Linked DNA regions of Homo sapiens: region 1 is linked to region 2. A link is an interaction called in ENCODE POLR2A ChIA-PET data of the cell type or tissue named here. Cell type or tissue: endothelial cell of umbilical vein. All regions are shown on one strand.

Evidence for each region. Peaks named below come from ENCODE experiments on the same cell type or tissue, not always from the same donor. Only the 100,000 strongest peaks of a DNase experiment are listed, where the experiment ranks them.
Region 1: POLR2A ChIA-PET joins it to region 2 with 16 read pairs; 2 of 35 experiments call an interaction of 5 or more read pairs at or near these places.

Annotation. Positions count from the first base shown.
Region 1 is chr2:10,284,148-10,286,647 of GRCh38, reverse strand. No RefSeq gene overlaps it. Among named protein-coding and RNA genes, the nearest start is that of HPCAL1, 18 kb to the left of the region's middle. RefSeq lists enhancers at 342-841, 1,981-2,500. In endothelial cell of umbilical vein, no CTCF peak of the experiment used is centred here; a DNase peak (open chromatin) is centred at 967; H3K27ac peaks cover 1,579 bases.
Region 2 is chr2:10,162,773-10,165,272 of GRCh38, reverse strand. It overlaps a transcript of RRM2 not described here. Among named protein-coding and RNA genes, the nearest start is that of MIR4261, 29 kb to the left of the region's middle. RefSeq lists enhancers at 1,134-1,738, 1,739-2,344. In endothelial cell of umbilical vein, no CTCF peak of the experiment used is centred here; a DNase peak (open chromatin) is centred at 1,382; H3K27ac peaks cover 2,140 bases.

The DNA of each region.
Region 1 (2,500 bases), 120 kb before region 2:
CCCTCTATGAGGTCCCAGAGGAGGCATCAGCTCAGAGGGGCCAGGGCTGTGTGCCCAGGAGTCAGGAGTAATTGGTTTAGAACCATGGCCTCCCAGCGATGCTTTGGTGGAGTCCCCACCCACGAAGGCCCATCCTTTCCCTCCCCTGCCATCTCAGCATGGTCTAACAGAGGCCGTGCTGCCCGAAAGTGGCCGTGGGCTTGACTGCCCCACTAAGGGCAGAGGCCAGTGACACCCTAACGGTGGCCGGCCCCACCCGTGGAGCCCGGTGCTGCCCAGCCCTTCCTGCCCGGGCCAGGGTCCTGCCTCTGCCTCTCTATTCAGCTCCCAGGCTCTCCTCTTCCTAACCAGGCTGCTCCCTGGAAGGGAGGCCCTCCCAGAGCCTTATAGCTAGGGAAGAATGCAGGAAGTGGGACCCCTCTACAGGGTTTGCTTCCAGGACCTCCACCTCCTGACTTCATGGGAGTGGGAAAAGCCTTGGGCCTCCCCTCCCGCTGCTGCCCCTGGGCCGCCCTCCTCAGCTTCCCTCTGCTGCCCACAGGAGAGGCTGCCTGCCCGAGCCCAAGCGCTCCCTCCTGCTGGAAGGCCCCTCCTGCCTGTCTCCACTTCTCAAACACATTTCTTCCTTCAAAATGCAAATGTGCCCCCTCCCAGTACCCCTCCTCAGCCAGCACCAGCTCCCTGCACACAGCCTGCAGCCCTGCACTTCCAGTTCGGACACTCCTCCCTCACAGCCCTCGAGTGGGCGGGCCACCGGCCTGCACATGCAGTGTGAGAGGCAGGGAGGGTTGGAGGCTGGTGGCCTCCCGACACCCCACGTCCTGGGGAGGGCAGTGCGCTGGCTGGCATGCAGCTGGGCGGACCCAGGGAGGCTGGAAGGCCTGGGGAGCAGAAGTCCTAGCAGTCACCACAGCTGGGCCACCCCGTGCCACTGGCCAGAGACAGCATGACTCAGCACTGGAGACGGGCTTCCTGCCCAGAGGGGCTGCCACTTCTGCCAGCCAGATCATGTGACTTCTCGGGGCCTGGGGTTGTGCTTCTGAGAGGCCATCGCTGGGCCGTGGTCTGGACCTGCAGGCTTGGGCTCCCAGTACACCAGCTGCAGAGCCTTCGCCAGGCTCCAGAACTCTCTGAAGCTGGGTTTCCTCATCTCTGAGAAGAAGGGCTTAGGACTTAGCATTCCTCCTGAAGCTGATTCCAGAATTCAACGAAGCCAACTCCTCCCCTGTGTGCCTGGTTCCTTTTCTGCAGGCACCACTGCCTCATGCCTCTGCAGAGTTGCACCTGCCGTCACCCTGCTAGGCAGCCCTTCCTGTTCTAGCCCTGGAGAGTGACTCTTCCCCCGGTCAAACCTCCCATAGGAAGCCTTTCTCCATATCTGCAGGAGGGGCCTTGCTCTCGGAGCACTTTGCACCCCTCCTCCATTATAAACCCCTGCTCTGCAGGGTGACCTCAGGCAAATCACTTACTCCTCTGAATGTGTTTCCAGCTTCACAGGATGAGTTTAATGCCATGGGCTTCATTCGCTTGGTGTTCTGGGGAACTCATTCACACCCCTCAACACCGGCATGAATGAAGCAGTTTCAGTGTGGAGGTGCTTTGATCAGGAGGATGGAAGCTTAGGAAGGTTTGTGCAGTTGGGTCAGGACAGTGATGAAGGTGACAGGCAACCTGTTCCCTGCAGATGTCTTGGGGCACATGCTGGCATGTGTTCCATAGCTTTATTTTCCAAACCCCAAATCAGGACCCCCAGCCTGAGTCTGACCATGGGAGGGGTTTTTATACTTGGAGTTGTCCTGGACAATCTGGGTCCCAGGCTGCTGGAGTAGGGGGTGTCTGCCAGGTATGCAGGCAGCAGGTGGGCAGGGAGTTCTGACCTCAGGCCCTACGGAGGCATCCACTGGCGCAGAGCCCCTCAGAGCCGAGATGGGGCTCAGCCGGCTGTGTGGGTCCATAGCGCCTCCCAGGGAACACAGTGTGGCTTTGTGCTCACCCTGGCATCTGCCTCAGGCTCTGACAAAGCAAACCCATGCACAGACCTCAGCTCCCCGCACCAGGATGGCAGAGGGGCTGGAGCACCAGGAAAGGGAGGGTCTGGATTGGGTGCCCTTCCTCAGGTCTCAGTTCCAGAGGGGTGGGAGTCCAGGGTCTTTCTGAACGGAGGCTCGGATGGCATCTTATAGCTCCAAGTTCCCCCCACCCACAGTGTTGAAGCAGCCCCACTGTTTGCCTTAAAGCCTAGGTCATGGGGCTGGGCCAGAGAAGCACAATCCCACCCTGCCCCAACACACCGAGGCCACTGGGAGTCACCAGGGACCCCAAGCAGCCTGCGGCCAGCACGTCCCTCTGCTAAACCACCCTTGTCTTCACTCAGATGCCACCAAGCAGAGCTGAGAGCAGGCACGTGGCCCTGTTCATCTCTGGATCCCGGCCTGTTGTTAGAGCCCAGACGACAAACCTCTCAGTGATGTGAGATGGGAAAGCAACGCGCAGCCTGGTT
Region 2 (2,500 bases):
TCCGATGAAGGTAACCAAAAGAGGCCGGGCACAGTGGCTCATGCCTGGAATCCCAACACTTTGGGAGGTCGAGGCAGCCGGATTGCTTGAGCTCAGGAGTTTGAGAACAGCCTGGGCAACATGGTGAAACCACGTCTCTACAAAATATAAAAAATCAGCTAGGTGTGGTGATGTGCACCTGTGGTCCCAGCTACTCAGGAGGCTAAGGTGGGAGGATGGCTTGAGCCCAAGAGGTTGAGGCTGTAGTGAGCTGTGTTCGGGCAAAAGGAAACCAAAAGAGTAAAGCGGGGTCCCCTCTGTGCGGCAGAATTCAAAACACTTTATTCAAGGAGCAGCAAAGGGTAAAGCCAGCTGAGAATGAGGAACCCCTCGCAGTCGGTGATGGCAGCCAGTGGCAGCCTTCCCCCGTGCGCCTGGCTGCAAAAACTGAGCTTGGTTGAGTAGCCTCACATCCCAGATGGACTGCAGGACCAGGGAGGGGCAGTGGGGGCCCTGGCTTGTAAGTGACGGGGGCACCTCCTGCAGGGCCCTGGCCGCCCAGATAGGAAATGGGTGGTCCCCAGGGTTGGATTCTCTGGCCACACCCACATCCCTCCCCTAGTCCCTGCATCTGTAAGTAGCCCTTAAGTTTCTGTCTCTTCTACCCTGGGATGGCATTCAAACTGTTTAACAACTAACAGGGTTCAAGCAGAGACCAATCCAAACAGATGCCAGCCTGCTCACTTCGCCCGTGAGCACTGAGTGCACCCGAGCCCTGTGTGCTCCTGAATGGATTCATCCCACTTCACTGGCTGGTTCATTGGTCGTTACAGTGACCCTCAGCGTCAAAAATAACAATGATGATAAAATGTATTGAGCACTTACTGCCAGTCCTTGTTCTGAGGCTTCCAAGTGTATTAAGCCGTCCACACACCTAGGCAGAGATGTGGATAGATGATATGATCTCTACTTACAAATAAGAAAACAGGAACAAAGTGGTTTCACACACAGCTGGTGAGGTGGAGCCCAGATGCAGACTCAGGCCAGCTCCATAGCTGGTTCTCTGTCATAACACTCTGCTGCCTCTCTTTAAAATAATGTAAAAAGAATTTGGGAAATACACCCTGGGCTCCATTCAAAAAAGGTTGAAAAATACATACACTATTTAAAAACACTTCTATCCAACACAGCCACACACACACACTCATATGCACACTCACACACACGTTCACTCATGCACACACACATATTCACACTCACACTCATGCACACACACACACACACGCACACATTCACATGCATGCTTTAGCTCGAGGGAAATGAACTCACAGGACTCTAATTTCCTGATGCCATAGGAAGAACAACGGGCATTCCTGTCATCTTTTTCATGGGAAGCTGATTCAGAGAGGCTAAGGGGCATCCCCAACGTCACACAGCCAAGAGGCAAGGCTGAGGTTTGCACTTCCACTACTCTGACTTGGAAGCCCAATGAGGTGCTCAAATTAAAATTAGAAACCTTTTCCTGTTGTCCAGGCAGAAAACCAGGAGAGGGGAGAGAACAGCCACTAGGGCAGGGACAGAGCGCGGCCACTGGGCAGCCGGGGAACCGAGGCTCGCGCCTGGCTGCAGACTTCCCTCTTCAGGCCTTTCTGGCACCATCTGCTGTGGACCCCATAGTTCCCACCCGCCACTGCCCGGGATGAGTGGGCTCCATCTGCTCATTCTGCACAGCACTCATTTTGCAGACCCGGGGAAACTGAGGCCGAGAGGGCCATGTGACTTGCCCAAGATCACACAACCAACCCTCACTGGACTGAGGGGAGTGGCCCTGAGCTTGCTGTCGGACCTGGCCTCTGCTCCCAGCCTGGCTGCCCCACACCCACATGTGGAGCTTGGTGCCCCCTGCAGGTGGTGGGCTTGGCCCCAGCCCCAGAGACAGCTACAGATGCCCCCCCACCCCCCCGCCCGTCTTTTCCCCACTCTGCCCAGCTCTGCCCTTTGGTTCTCCCAGGAACAGGCTGACATTCACCATCAAGCGCTCGCTCCCCCTCTCCCTGCAGCCAAGAGCTAATTGTCCTGATTTCTTTCCAAGAGCAGTCTCTCTGAATAGCCTTCGCAGGCACAATTAAGCAGGTTCAGCTTGACTTTCACACTCCAGTTCTGAAAAAATCAAATCAGCAAGGAAGCAGAGCCTCTTGGAAGTTCTCTGAGAGTGCCTTTGTGCAGGAACAAAGCACACACATAATTACCTGCTTCACTGATGAGCTCAGGGCCCGGGGCCCTGCGTGCAGGAGTGGCCCACTGGCAGCCCCGTGCAGACTCTGTCTACTCTATTCTTGGAAGCAGCCAGCCAGGCTGGGGCTCCTCCTGGGACCTGCAGTGGACGGCCATGCCCCGGGGGTCCCCGCCCCTGCAGGCCATTTGTCTCTACCTAAAGAACCCCTGTCATGGATGGCTGGCACAGGTGGCCCAATGTGAATAGCAAGTGCAATGGCCTTATTGTCAAGATGGAGTGCCTGAG